Regions from separate parts of the Homo sapiens genome. Here region 2 is linked to region 1. A link is an interaction called in ENCODE POLR2A ChIA-PET data of the cell type or tissue named here. Cell type or tissue: PC-9. All regions are shown on one strand. Each heading gives the region's core, and the rest is flanking DNA. Links, peaks and the distances in the headings are about the cores only.

Evidence for each region. Peaks named below come from ENCODE experiments on the same cell type or tissue, not always from the same donor. Only the 100,000 strongest peaks of a DNase experiment are listed, where the experiment ranks them.
Region 2: POLR2A ChIA-PET joins it to region 1 with 8 read pairs; 4 of 35 experiments call an interaction of 5 or more read pairs at or near these places.

What each region holds. Positions count from the first base shown.
Region 1 is chr12:52,188,878-52,196,245 of GRCh38, forward strand. It overlaps KRT80 (keratin 80), which reads right to left and starts at 3,137. Exons shown (of 9, transcript NM_182507.3): 1 at 2,726-3,137. The coding sequence starts at 3,025. In PC-9, for the core only: no CTCF peak of the experiment used is centred there; DNase peaks (open chromatin) are centred at 2,174, 3,164, 3,494 and 5,374; H3K4me3 peaks cover 2,359 bases; H3K27ac peaks cover 4,028 bases.
Region 2 is chr12:52,334,323-52,341,690 of GRCh38, forward strand. No RefSeq gene overlaps it. Among named protein-coding and RNA genes, the nearest start is that of KRT83, 17 kb to the left of the region's middle. In PC-9, for the core only: no CTCF peak of the experiment used is centred there; a DNase peak (open chromatin) is centred at 2,909; H3K27ac peaks cover 977 bases.

The DNA of each region.
Region 1 (7,368 bases), core at 1,057-6,056:
CTGGCCTCTCCTGCTGCTACTGCTTCTCCTCATCCCCCTTCATCTCATGACTGTTGCCTTACCAGTCCTTCCACTGGGACGAGCTCAGGACCACCGGCAGAGCAGAGCAGTGGAATCTGGGGCGCAGAGAGGGTAAATGACTTGCCCAGGAAAACGCAGCCAGCAAGTGGAAGAAACCACAGTGTTCCAGGGCCTCTACCACCTCCTGAGAGTCTCTGCTCCTCCTGAGTGCTCCCAGGTTCCTCTCAGTTCCTCAGAGGGCCCCCACCCCTCTCCTCTCTTTACCCAGAGCCCCCACCCACTGGTCATGGCGTCTCACCCCTGGGCCTTCCTCTGGGTCCATAATTGCTCAACAGCCCTGCGCCGTACCTCCTGCCCATGAGTCCCTTCACTCCTCTATCCGGCAGGGAGCCTCTCCCCACCTGCTCTCCAGGCTCCTGCCTGGAAGGGGCTAACTGGGTTCTAGCTGCTCCCTGGGCCAGGCCCATTTATTTCATTTTTTATTTAACAGTTATAATATACTTAATATATACCAGATATGTTCTAAATTCTTTTCAAAAATTCTCCCATTTGATTCTAATGAGCCTGCTAACCTAATGTGTGCTGAGGCACAGAGAGGTTAAATAACCTGCCTGAGACAACACAGCTGGTCAGTAGTGGACCGGGATTTAAACCCCACAATGCTGCTCCAGATTTCACATCTTAACCACTTCCTGCTTCCATGTGGGCCCTCACAGCCTCCACAAGGAGGCAAGGAGGGTGGGGCTAACAGATCTTTGCAGAGTTGAAGGGTCAGCTGGGGCCCCTTGGGGCCCTGCAACCAGGGCCCCCAAACGGCCAGTACCCACAGCTCCCTGTGTCCCACCCTGAAGGGCACCCCATCTCAAGGTCAAGGCTAAGGGTTGGGAGGCTCCAATTCTGCTAAAGAACTTCAAGGGCATTGCCCTGGTCTCTGGGCACAGGACCCCAACCCTGAGGGCCTCTTCCCTGTGCTTATATCCTCCCATCCCCATGGCAGGGGCACAGGGTGATATCAGTGCTGGCGTTTGAGGGAGAAAACCACCCATCTGAGCCAAATTCCATAGCTCAGTGAAGCATTCCTTCTAAGGGATTAAACTGGGTTTGGTCAGGAGGTGGCTCTTTAGGGACCTGCCTCCCCAGGGCAGCTGGGCTGCTCTTAGAGGGAGAACCAGCTCAGCAATGCAAGGCTCTGTGCAGTTAGGGCTGGGGGAAGGGATGCTCTGCCTCAGTGGACTGTGGTCCTTCCCCTCTGGGTACCCAGGGGTACCCCAGGTGTGGATGATGAAACTCTGGTCTAGGCACATGAATGGAAGAAGGAAAGAAAAGATTCCCACCACAGAGACCACTGACTTCGTGTCTCAACAGACCTGAGTTCAAATCCAGACTACCATTTGCTGGTTGTGTGATCTTGGGCAAGGCACTTAGCCTTGCTGGTCCTCAGTTTCCTCATCTGCACAGTTGGGAAAATAACAGCCACTGCAGGGTGGCAGTGTGGCTTGAATTTCATTGCATTTGCAATGTTCCTCCAGAGGGCAAGGCATAAGTAGATGCTCAATGCATGTTACTTTCTTCCCTCTGCCCCTCTCTGTGAGCTCCCACCTCATGGGGGAGACCAGCAACATGCAGAGGAACACAGAATCAGAGGCCAAGAGCAGACAAGGACTGAGCCAGGGGCTGAAGGCTGGACCTCTGGTTTACTGGCAGGTTCAGAAATGTACAGTTTTCCTTATCTGTGAAATGGACATAAAATTGTCTTCTCCCATAAGGTTGTTGAGAGAAATACAGATAAACCTGAAAAGCATCAGCACAGTGCCTGGCACATAGTAAGCAATTAACCAATGGCAGCTGGCACTATCATGATTATTCTTGAGGGTGCAGGAGGGTGCAGAGTCAGGAGGAGTTTCTTGGAGAAGATGAGTAAAGAACAGATTTGGGAAGTGGATAACTTCCTTGGGAGCTCCCTTGCCCTGGGAGCAGAGGTGGACACGAGTGCCCCAGACCTGTTGCAGGCCATGGGTAGTGGAGTCTAGGAAGTGTGGTTGTGATGCTGAGGATGCACCTCCCGCAGTCAGGAGGGGCGCAGGGTGCAGGAAGGCCCAACTGGCTTCCCTGTTCTGACTCGAGGCATCGTCCCCTGCATTCCTATCTCCTGACACCTGAGCTGCACCCTCACTTGCAGCAGTCTGGGCAGCAACCTCCTTCCAGCAGCCCCGCACTCACCCTCCACCCTGCTGGCTTTTCTGACTGGGGCAGCTGAGAGAGATGCTGTGGGACCAGAGGCTTGAGGGATAAACAGGAGCGTGGTGCCTGGGAGGCCATCTCCCCTGTCCACTTGCCTCAGAGTAGGACCGCAGAGCATGCCTCCATCAGCCATTCCTGCGAGAGGGCACCCCTGGCCACACTAGGTGGTCCTCCCCAGTCCCTGCCTGGGTGGTGGGTGACCCCAGGTCATGCAGCATGTTATTATCAACACATCCCTCAAAGGCCATCCTGGGGTCCCTTTCTCCCCACATGCCAGGATGGATCAGGGACTTCCCTCCCCCAGCCTCTGCTCAGAGCTAGCCTGTCGGGTTAGCAGTGCCATCTCCCCATTGGCTGGGTGCAGGGGTGGGGCGCGGTGATCGATGCTCAGGGAAACACAGAGCTCAGCTACCGGCCCAGGCCTGGCAGCCCTTCATGTTTGGGACCCCCTACTTGTGCTCACCTTGCCAATTAGGGAGGCAAATTTATCATTGAGGGCCTTCATCTCCTCCTTCTCCTGGTTCTTCAGCTGCTGAACAGCGGGGTCCAACTTGACATCCAGGGGCACCAGCAGGCCGGGGTTCACAGTCACCTTGGAGATAGTGCCAGCCGACCAGCAGCCTGTGAGGCTGCGGGAGCTGAAGCCCGGCCCGGGGGCCCTGCAGCTGTCCCATCCTGAGGTTCCAGGCCGGGGGCTGCCCACCGGGGTCACCTCACAGCTGCTGAGGCTGCTGAAGCCAACCACGCAGGAGCGGCAGGCCATGGTGCCCCCGGCCGGAAGCAGGAGGGCCCAGGGGGGTGAGCGAGTGAGCCTGGGGTTGCGTCGGGTGGCAGGCTCTGGTTGCTCTGGTCACAGCTGGGGCGGGCTGGGGACTGAGGAGCAGACACCTGTTGCACAGTGCTCATTAGCTGCAGGAGGGCGGGACGCCTCCCAGCCTGACCAACCTGTTGGATGATGTGGGTGCTCCCGCCCCTCCCCCAGCAGCATGTAGGTCTCCCTCCCAACAGGTATCTGCATTGCTTAGGGGGCTGGTCCACAGCCCCCTGCCCCAAAGAAAGCAGGCCTAGCTCTGGGGAGGGGGCCAAGGCTGGACTGGCCGGGTGGGTTGGGGGTGGGGAGTTGGCAAAAGGAAGGCCATTCAAGGGGGCAGGAGAGAAGAGAGAGCGCCTCACCGCAGACCTCACTGCATACTTGAAGGCTGACGTATCTGGGCTCACATACTTCTGGAAAAGATGAGTCAAGCATAGGCCTTGAGCTCCCGAGTGTAGGGCAGCTATCCTGGGCACCGTGCCAGCCTGGCACTGGAAAACAGCACTTATTATTTATTTTCTGGCTGCCAAAGAGTCTCCCTGGCTTATCTTCCCCCTTCCTTCTACCCCCTCTCCCTTCCTTCCTTCCTTCACTTTAACTAGCATTGATTGAGGACCTACTATGTACACCCTACTGTCTCAGAGGCTGGGAGGACATAGACGGTCAAGGCCAAGGAGCTCTCAGCATTGGAAATGTGAGACCTGGTTCAAGACTCAGCTGGACTGCTCACCACTCATGTGACCTCAGGCACGTTACTTGACTTTTGTCTTCATTTGTAAAGTGGGGATGAAAACACCCACCTCACAGGAGGTAGCATGTACAAAGCACTTGGTAGAGGACAGGGGACAAAGTTGGCCTCAATCAGTGGTACTGCCTTCCGGGTGCTGAGTCTAGCAGGGGCGATGGGTATGGCTGAATGCAGCTCTGCTCTGGGGCAATGAGAATCCCTGCCTTCCTCACACTCTTTCCTCCCCACTCTTCTTTCTCTTCTCTGCCTCCTTTGACCTCTTTTACACCATCTGTGAAGTAGAAATAGAAAAGACCCCATTTTGCCCCCACAGAGCCTCTGACAGGGCGGCAGAGGCCCACCTGGCCCAGGGCAATGCCTACCTTTCCACAGTTCCTGAGACCCCACTCTCCCACCCCAGGGGGTTACCAGCTCTCCCAGCCCTGCGTCTCCTTTCCTGGCCTGGTGGTCCTGATGTTCTGGCCCTGGTGGCTGGATCTGCATGTCTTTCCTGGACCTGGCTCAATCCTGCTCTGGGTGGCAGGGGCCAGAGCAGAGAGAGGAGTGTGTCTGGGAGAGTCACAGATGGTCAGAGATAGAAGGGGTAGCAGCCCCCTCTGGGCCCAGAGGAAGAGAGAGCCCCTGAGCGGGGAGAACCATTTGCCAGTCACATCGCGGACCCTGGGCCTCCACCTCCAGGGCAGACATCTTTTTCACACACTAGGCACTTCTGGCTCACAAGGGCACAGGACCCTGTCTAGAGGCCACGGGTCCATCCTAAGCCTGATCCCAGGATCTGGTGCCGGGTAGGGTAGCGAGGCACTGGTGGGTGACTGACGTGCGCCACGCTCCCCACTCAACACCCACGTGTGGGGCCACCTTGGCCTCCCACCGTCCTCACTCTGGCCTGGCATCCGAATGGCATGTGGTCAAGCACAGCACCTTGCCCCCCACCCGTCACCCCTGTGTACTCTGTGGGGAAGGGAGGGGGCAGCAGTGGCGTCTGGGCTCTGCCAAGGCCAGAATAACAGCTGATACATCAGATATGTCCCAGATGCTTTGCAGGAATTAGCTCCTCAATCCTGACAACCACCACTTGAGGTGGACACTTTAATTCTCATCACTCCAAATGACAGAGGAGGAGGCTCAGGGGGCTGGAGTGTCTAGTCTAAGGCCACACGATTATGATGGATGGGAACCTGGACAGTTGGGGTGAGGAGCTCTTTAATCTGAGCCTCTAAGTTTTAGGACCCCTAGAAAGGGTAGCGGGTTAGAGAAGGAAGCTGCCTTCTTACTGTCTGGGGTGCAGTTTAGGGCAGCCCCGCCACCTAATTCTCTCGGAGCCGAACGCTTTTTTCTCCCAAGTGCCTGTGCATGACTTAAATCTATTTCTTGCTTCCTTCCTTTGGCCTCAGTCAGCTCCTGAGAGTTGACAGGTCTTGGTTAATTGCCAAGTCCCTGGCTCCTAGGCTGGCTTTGCAGGGCTTGCCTCTTGGGCCCCACACCAGGGGGCTTTGCTTTCGGATGTCTTCACCTCCCTGGAGCAATGGAAGGCATGCTAGCCTGGGGCTCTGGGCTGGGGGAGGTATGTGGGGCTTGCCTGTTGCTTCCTTTCTGGCCGGACAGTCTTCCTTGGGTGCAGTCAGTAGAGATGTCTTTGACTGTCACTGCTGTGGCTGCCAAACAGGAACAGCCACAAAAAAGCCCCAAATAAACAAAACTCCACAAACAGCCCAGCCCTACCTCCTCCCTCTCCCCTCCTCACCCCGTCTCCTTTCCTCCCCCAGCTCATCTTCAATCCTCCTGACAACCACCACTTGAGGTGGATGCTTTAATTCTCATCACTCCAATTGACAGAGGAGGAAGCTCAGAGGGCTTGAGTGCCTAGTCTAAGGTCACCCAGTTATGATGGATGGGAACCTGGACAGTTGGAGTGAGGAGCTCTACTCCCTTTACTCTGGAACTGGCATCCCTGGGGGTCCTGGTCCAGGCTGCACTCTCTGAGCAGGGCTCTCTGTCCCAGCTAGGCCAGAGGGCCTGACATCACCCTCTCCTGGCCTTGGTACAGAGCCTGAACCACCTGGGGGCTTGGACCCCCACCCAGGGAAGCAGGAGGCCTGGCAGGGGTTGGGAGGTGGGAGATGGAAAGTGGGGGAAGGTTTCCGTCTCTCTGAGGATGTTTGGGTACCCAAGCAGTCTCCAACTCCCTCCTGGATGTACAAATAAACAAACCTGCTTGGGGCTTCAGGTGAGGATGGGCTTGGACAACCCCCGCTAGAAATAACACCTGGACATCCTGTACCCTCTGGGACTCCGGAACCCTGCTCTTCTAGTCCTTACATGGTCCAGGGACAGGAATCTACATCTCCCTTTCCTGCCTCTTGAGTCTATCCCCTTTACCCCAGTCCCCTGTCACTGGTAACAGGACACAATCCTGATGATCCAGGAGGCAGAGAAAGAGCAGAGGAGGGGCTGGGCTGGCTAGAGGCGAGGAATGGGGAAGAGGCTTAGGCTGGGCTGCCAGAGCCTCCTGGAACTGGTCTTGAAGTGAGGGGGAGTTTTCTTGTTTTTTCTCTCTCCTCCTCCCATTTCCTTCTCCACGTCACTCCCACCCAACCTGTGGTCTGTCTCCTTCGCATTCTCATCCGCCTCCTCTGTGTTTTCGATTGTCATGCTCTCTCTCACTTATCTTACTGTCTGTCTGTCCCTCTCGGAGTCACCTGCCCACTCAGAGTCCTGGCCTGGAGCTCCTCCTTTCGGCCCTGGGTGGGGGCAGAGGGAACAGGGTTTGTGTCCTTGCAGCCCAGTTGGATGTCCTTATGAGAATGGCATCCCTGTGTCATAGTTTCAGCGCCTCCTCTTTGCCTTGCTCCCCATTTGGCCTGAGGCCTCCTGGCCTGTGGAGCATCAGGTCTCTGGAAATGCTGGATGGCAAGACATAGTTGTTGGGTGAATGTTCCAATGGGCACATCCTAGCCTGGGTCAGGCTCTGGGGCAGGATTTGACTCTTGGGGAGACAGACAGGGACTCTCTGGGCAGGGGAGCCAGCAAAGGGTTTGGAATCTACAGGGGAAAATCTTTGTATCACTGCAGGACATGATGGGAAGGAGGGCCACTCCTCCAAGAAGCCTTCCCACATGAGCCTGCTCAAGTTTCTGTCAATCTTTCATCTTCTCCCCTAAATGCATGTCCCCACCTATGGTCGTGATCTGGGTCAGTGCCATCTCCCTTATGAAGTTAGCAACTCCTGGCCTTTATTCTCTGGATATTCCCTTTGAGCAGGGCTGATCCAGGGTCCAAGTCCTGGGAGTGGGAGGACCTAGGCTGGGGGCTGAGGGTCTTTGGCAGACTGTGGCTATGTGGTTAGAAGTTCTTTTTTTTTTTTTTTTTTGAGACAGAAGTTCTTTTTTTTTCTGAGATGGAGTATTGCCCTGTCGCCCAGGCTAGAGCGCAGTGGCGTGATCTCAGCTCACTGCAACCTCTGCCTTCTGGGTTCAAGCAATTCTCCTGTCTCAGCCTCCCGAGTAGCTGGGACTACAGGCACATGCCACCATGCCCAGTTAAATTT
Region 2 (7,368 bases), core at 892-5,891, 150 kb after region 1:
CCAGAGGGCAGAGGAATCCATGAGACTAAGTGCTTTCCTGGTCCAAAAAGCTCTAATTGCTGATATGACAATAAATAAACCTAAGAGAAAGAAACCTTGTTCTTTGCTTTTCCATCACAGCAATGGAAGAACATTTTTGGACCGTAACTCTAGAAAAGTATGTTTTATAATTAAATTTCAAGAAATTATTGGTATGACACATAGTAAGAGACCCTAGGAAGAGGAAGAAATATAAAATAAAATTCTGCAAGTATTTTCATAAATAATTTTAATGAAAAAGGAAGGAGCTAGGCATGTAAAGAAATCAATGTTGCTAAAGAAAGAGATATTTGAACCCAGATTTTTTTTTTTTTAAGATGGAGTTTCATTTTTGTTGCCCAGGCTGGAGTGCAATGGTGCAATCTCGGCTCACCACAACCTCTGCCTCCCGGGTTCAAGCAATTCTCCTGCCTCAGCCTCCCGTAGCTGGGATTATAGGCATGCGCCACCACACCCGGCTAATTTTTTTGTATTTTTAGTAGAGATGGGGTTTCTCCATGTTGGTCAGGCTGGTCTCAAACTCCCGACCTCAAGTGATCCACCCACCTCGGCCTCCCAAAGTGCTAGGATTACAGGTGTGAGCCACTGTGCCTGGCCTGAACCCAGATTTTAAAAGGCTACCTTTATAACAGCCTGAAGGCAGGCTACATAATATCAATTTCAAAGACAACAAAGTAAGTTGGCTTTTATTTTCTGCAAGTAATTCTTGAAACCAGAAGCAGCTCAGGGATGCACAGGTGAGGAATGGGGCACAAGGTGAGGAACAGATCTATTGGTTGAGGAAGAGAGTGTGACATTAGCAAATAGAAGAAGCAAAGGAAAGCACTCGGGGCCTAATTTGCTTCTTTCTTCCTCATCAGAGTGAAAATGGTCACTCTTGAAAAGCAGGAGAATGTCATTTGGTGAGCTAGAGGTCAAAGGCATGACACTGAGGCTTCATCTTGATGGCTTAGAGGCCTAGGGCTCAGATAATATCACATTCGGGGGACCAAAAAACGTGTAGAAATGATGGAGAACAACTACAAGAAATATTGGGAGAGTGATGTCAGCAAGATAGTGGGATAGTTCCAGCCCTTGATGTCCCCGGAGAAATACCAATTTAACAACCTTCTATGGGCAAAAATATCTTTATGAGAGCTCTAGAATCCAGGTGAGAGTTTATAGCACCTGTGTAGGGCAAAGAAATAAGAAAAGATGTAACGTGTATTGAAAAAGGGTAAGAAGGACAGCTTCTTTTTACCGATGTCACCCCTCCCCCAAGCTTACATAGCACAATGCAGAGAGCAAAGAGAGGGAGAGAGAGGGAGAGAGAGAGAGATCCTCTCAGCCTGAGAGTTCTGCTGTGAAAGGGAGAGTGAAGTGAACTTCTGACTTTTCTACAAACCCTGGCATTAAGCCCATATAACCATAGACTCTGGCCCCTGGCATTAGGTCCATCTGTAGATCCTGGCACCAGGCCCCACTGATGATCCCAGATCCTGGCACCAGGCCCGCTCAGCTGCAGACCCTGGCACCAAGCCTATCTGCCCACAAACCCTGGCACTGGGCCTACCTATGGGCCTTGACACCAAACCTGCCAGTCTGTGGACCCCAGCACTAGCCCCACCTGAGGACCCCGTCACCAGGTCTGTTTATGGATTCTGGACCCTAGCACCAGGCCCACTTGTCTGAGGACCCTGGCACTGAGCACACCCTCCTGTAGACTCTGGCACCAGGCCCACCCAGATTGCTGACTGGGGTGACTGCTGAAGGGCTTTCCCTGCCAAAGCCAGCCTAAAAAGACTGGAAGAGGTGACGGCTTCTTCAAATGCACAGACATCAATGTAAGGCTACAAAGATAATGAAAAATCAGAGAAACATGATGTCATCAAAGGAAGAAAATGAAGCCCCAGTAACTGATCTTAATGAAATGAAGATCTATGATCTGCTTGACAAAGAATTCAAAATAATGGTTTTTTTTTTTTTTTTTTTTTTTTTTTTTTTTTTTGTTGTTGTTGTTGTTGTTGTTGTTGTTGTTGTTGAGACGGAGTCTTGCTCTGTCACCCAGGCTGGAGTGCAATGGTACAATCTCAGCTCACTGCAACCTCCACCTCCCAGGTTCAAGTGATTCTCCTGCCTCAGTCTCCCGAGTAGCTGGGATTACAGGTGCCCACCACCACACCCAGCTTATTTTTGTATTTTTAGTAGAGACAGGGTTTCATCATGTTGGTCAGGCTGGTCTTGAACTCCTGACCTCAGGTGATCCACCTGCCTCAGCCTCCCAAAGTGCTGGGATTACAGGTGTGGGCCACCGTGCCTGGCCCAAAATAATAGTTTTAAAGAAGTTTGGTTAATGATAAGAGAACACAGATAGACAACTAAGCAAATTAGGAAAGCAACACATGAATAAAATGAGAAGTTCAAGGAAGAGATAGAAACCACAAAAAAGAACCAAACAGAATTTCTGGAGTTGAAGGACAGTTACTGAACTGAAAAATTCAGTAGAGAGCTTCACCAACCTATGCAATCAAGCAGAAGAAAGAATCAACAAGATCAAAGACAGGTCATTTGAAGCTAGCCAGTCAGAGGAACGAAAGAAAAAGAAAAAAAAAAGAGTGACAAAAACTCTGGTATTTTTACAGGACACCATAAACAAACCAATATATGCATCATAGGAGTTTTAGAAAGAAAAGAGAAAATGTACAAAAGATTTATTGAAATAAATAATGGCTGAAAATTTTCCAAATGTGGGGAAGGAAATGGACATCCAGATTCATAAAGCCCAAAGGACCCTAAATAGTTGAACCTGGAGAGGTCTACACTGAGACACGTTATAATTAAATTGTCAAAAGTCAAAGACAAAAAGATAATTTTGAAAGTAGCAAGAGAAAAATGACTCATCACTTTCAAGGAAAATTTCCTCCTCACTGCCCAAGACTATTAGCAGATTTCTCAGCAGAAACTTTGCAAGCTAGAAAAAGTGGGATGATATACTCAAAGTGTGCAAAGTTTTTACTTTGCTCCAAGCAAAAGTTTTTACTTTGCCACCAACCAAAAAGTACTATATTTGGCAAAATTGTCTTTTAAAAATAAAGGAAAGATAAATACTTTCTCAGACAAACAAAAGCTGAGGGAGTTTATCACTAGCCCTGCCTTATAAGTACTAAAGGGAGTTCTTCAAATTGAAACAAGAGGATGCTAAACAGCAACCTGAAAGTACAGAAAAATATAAATTTTACTGGTAAACATAAATATATAGACAAATTCAGAATAATATAATATTGCATTGGTAATATGTAAATCACTTTTAGCTCTAGCATAAAAGTTAAGAGACAAAAGTATGAGGAATAACCTATGACCATAAAATTGGTTAATGGATACACAATATAAAAAGAAGTGAATCCTGACATAAAGTGTTGGGGAGAGGGAGTACAAGTATAGAGTTTTTGCATGTGATTGAAGTTATCAGCTCAAAATAGAACAGTATAACTATAAAAAGTGCTGGTTATATAAGATGAATAGGTCTGAGAGATCTACTATACAGCATAGTGCCATAGTTAAAAATATTGTATTGTATACTTAAAAATTTGCTCAGCAGGTAGATCTTATGTTAAGTGTTCTTATCACATAATAAATAAATAAACAGGGTAGAAGGAAACTTTTGGAGGTGATGGATAGATTTATCGCGTAGATTATGGTGACTGTTTCACTAGTGTGTACACATCTCCAAACTCATTAAGTTGTATAGATTAAATGTGTATAGCTTTTTGTATGACAATTATTCCTCAATCAGACTGGGTTGAAAATGTAAGCACACGCACAAAACAAACAAACAAAACAAAAAAGAAATCTTGGTACTTAGGGAACAAGACGGGGGCTCTGAGGTTGGATAGATAGTGATCTCTTGGTTCTTAAGCCTGGAAAGAGGACAAATGCCAAGGTGACTCTCAAGGATTTCCAACAAAAAGGAGACTGCATGGCTTCCTTAGGAAATGTTGAAGTCAGCCGGTCCAACTCTTGCTTGTACAGTTGAGAACACTGGGGACCAGAGAGGGTAGGTGACTTGTGCCAGGCTGCACGAGTCAGCAAAGCCACGATGAGCATTGAGCATTTGGGGCACTCGCCTTGGCATTTGTCTCAGTGTGCTACTGCTTATCTTTGTTGCAGAGACAAGTTTAACCTACCAGAAAGTGTGGAGGCGTTCTTGACTCTTCCCCCTGGCTCACATCTCAAATCCAGTGAGTCAAGAAATCTAGTTGGCTCTTTCCTCAAATTCTATCCATAGCTGGCCACCTCTCACGCCCTCCAGGGATTCTCATACCCTTCTCCCTGGCAGGAGCCTCTGCCATCTCCTAGGATTGACCCTTCTCCCTCCTTTCACTGTCATGTCGCCTACAGTCTGTTTCCCAGGCAGCTGTCAGAGTGATCATTTAAACAAGTCGGGTCATGTCAGTCCTGTGCACAAAACCTTCCAAGGCTCTACACCGCACTCTGTGTGGGAACAGATGTCCTTACAACAGCTCACTGGCCTTCCATGACCTGTGTGGAGACTCCTCATCGCTGTATCTCTCTGACCATGCCCATACTCACTCCCTCACTCTCACTGCAAAAACCACACCAGCCTCCTTGCTCTTGGTGGGAACACCAGGCCTGTTTGTTCCCACTGTGGGTCTTTGCACAAGCTCTTTCCTCGGCACATGTGGCTTGCCCTTACCCCCTTAAAACCTTTGTCCAAATGTCCCCTTCTCAGTGGAGCTTACAATAACCACAGCCAAAATTGTACCCACTCTTTCTTCCAGCTCTCCTGATTTCCCTTAGCCGGTTTCTTTCTTCTTTCTGTAACACTTATCGCCATCCAACATATAATTTATTTATCTAAGTTTACAATTTGTCTCTCCCACTGTAATGTGAACCCACAAAAATATGTGTTTTTGTCTATTTTATTTACTGGTATATTCCCAGTTTATCTAAAGGTGCCTGGCATATAGTGGGTGCTCAGTAAATGCTGGTTGACTGAAAGAAACAAATAGAGACCAGCACGAGACAGGCCCCTCCAGAGCATCAGCTTTGAACTCTGGTTTCTATTTTGCTTCCCTTGTTTAGTGTGTCCACCATGGAGGAACCCTCTCACCTTCAGACACACTCAACTCTTCCCCATGGGTTAGGGTTAGTGTGGGAGTTGTCCTTCTGTGGCCAGCAAGTGGTGAGGGTGCCTCCCCAGGCCTCCTCTGTTGTCTTGGTTCCCCTTGGAGCTCTGTGCTGCAGGTGCAGAAACAAGGCCCTCATCTCAGACTGATGCTTCCTGGGGCTGGGCTGGAACCTGCTCCCTCTGCGTCCATCCTTACGCTCTGCTCCTAGCTTGTGACTCTGTCCTCTGTGTCTTTCTCTTGTGAGGAATGTGTGCATGCATGCATGTGTGTGCATGTATATGTGTATGCGTGTGCACGCATGTGAAAGAAAAAGACCAGGAAGACTCCTACTCTTTCCTGTGGTGTTTGGCTCTTTTCTAGTGCCCCTTGTTCAAGCCTGCTTCTCTGAGAGAGAGCTCCAGAAGATTGTTTTTTATTCTTGTTTTCATGCACAGAGAGCTCTACTCAAGGGCCTGGGGCTGAGGCGGTTTGGCATAATTGCCTCAAGACTGCTGCTGTGCTGTATAAAAAGGCAGTCCCATTTCCATCCTGTTCTTGGTGTGACACAGAAAGTGCCCTATAGGATGGGGTGGGAGGCAGGGGTGGGCTGTCCCTGGCCGAGGGCCCTGCTTTGTGAAGGATCTCATGCACTGGTTTATTTCTCTGGGAATTAGGTTTGTGCTCTGCCTGGAGACTCTGCACCCCCGCCTCTGTTCTCCCTGAAGAGTTGCCATCCTCTGGGACCTGACTTCGGTCTTGCCTCTTCTGTGACCCTCTGGCCAGCTATAAGTGACCTTCCTAGGAAGGCTAAGAACATGCTATCTGTGCCCCTTACCTGGTCATCTTTCCTTCTCTGGCTGTGACTCTTCCCTGCCTCTGTTTCTTCAGTGAGGTCAGGTTCTTCAAAGGCAAACTGTCCACCTAGCTTTATTTCCCCCAGCCTGTAGTTGAGGGCCTGTTCTGGTGGGACCTTACCTGCCAAATGAAGGCACCTGCTCCAGGCCGGCTCCTGAGGCCAGTGACCAGGCCTGGCACATAGTGGAGGGTCAGTCAGTGTTTGTGGACTAGATAAAGATGCTCTGCAGACGTTGGCCCCTCCCTCCTGAGTCCAGTCCATTCATTTCAACCAAGGCTGCCTGGGGACCTGGTATTTACTAGTTGCCAGAGGGGATATAAAGGTGAACAGACATGACTTCTGCCTTCAAGAGGAGCAACACAAAGTCCAATGGCCACCCTATAAGACGAATTGTAGCTAATAGCAATCATAGGGAAAGGCTTGAAGGGTCTGAACCACAAGTGCCTAACCTGAAAGGATGGGCTTGGTGGAAACCTCGTGGGACATAGCTTGGAGTTTCAAGAATGTGCTGGCTCAAGCCTCGACTTGACTGGTGGGATGATGATTCCTGGTCCTCTCACAGGTTGGAGGGGAATTAGGGGCTTGATAGATATGTCTAGGCCTGTGAGGTTGGAATGGCAAGGGCAGGTTTATTGGGAAGCAGGGTCTCTTTGATATGCCTATTAAAAGAGGCAGGTTGCAGTTTCCCTTGCGTTCTGCCTAGCGGGAGATTCCTATGCTCATAAATGGCATTAATAATGTTCTCTGCCTTTATGTTGTCAGGAGGCCTGTCCCCTGCCCAATAAAAGGCAGGAGCAGTAACAGGCCTCCCATGTGAGACCGTGTCATCCTTCAATCCTCAGTCCAGGGGACTGTCCCGCAGAACAGAGGCATGGCGAGCCAATCCTGCCACATCAGCTCTGGCTGCGGGGTCAAGAACTTCAGCTCCCGCTCTGCCACTGTGCCCAAGCCTGGGTATCACAGCTGTGTCAGTGCCATGGCCCATCATGGGGTCAGCCCTGGGGGGCTAGGCTCCAGGCGCCTCGGAGGCTTTGGCAGTCAGAGCCTGTGTACGGTGGGGTCTCCCCGGATCGCGGTGAGTTGTAGATGGCCCCTACACAGCAGGGGCAGGTTTGGCTACTGGGCAGGGGGCCTTTGCAGGCCCAGCCCACCCCGCATCACATCTGTTACCATCAACGAGAGCCTCCTCATGCCCCTCAACCTAGAGATCGACCCCAATGCCCAGTGTGTGAAGCATGAGGAGAAGGAGCACATCAGGTGTCTCAACAAGTTTGCTGCCTTCATTGACAAGGTGGGTCTGTGAGCTGTTTCCTGGGACTGTGGCTTAGGAAGGGGAAAGGGACTTGGAACCCGATGATAGGGTGG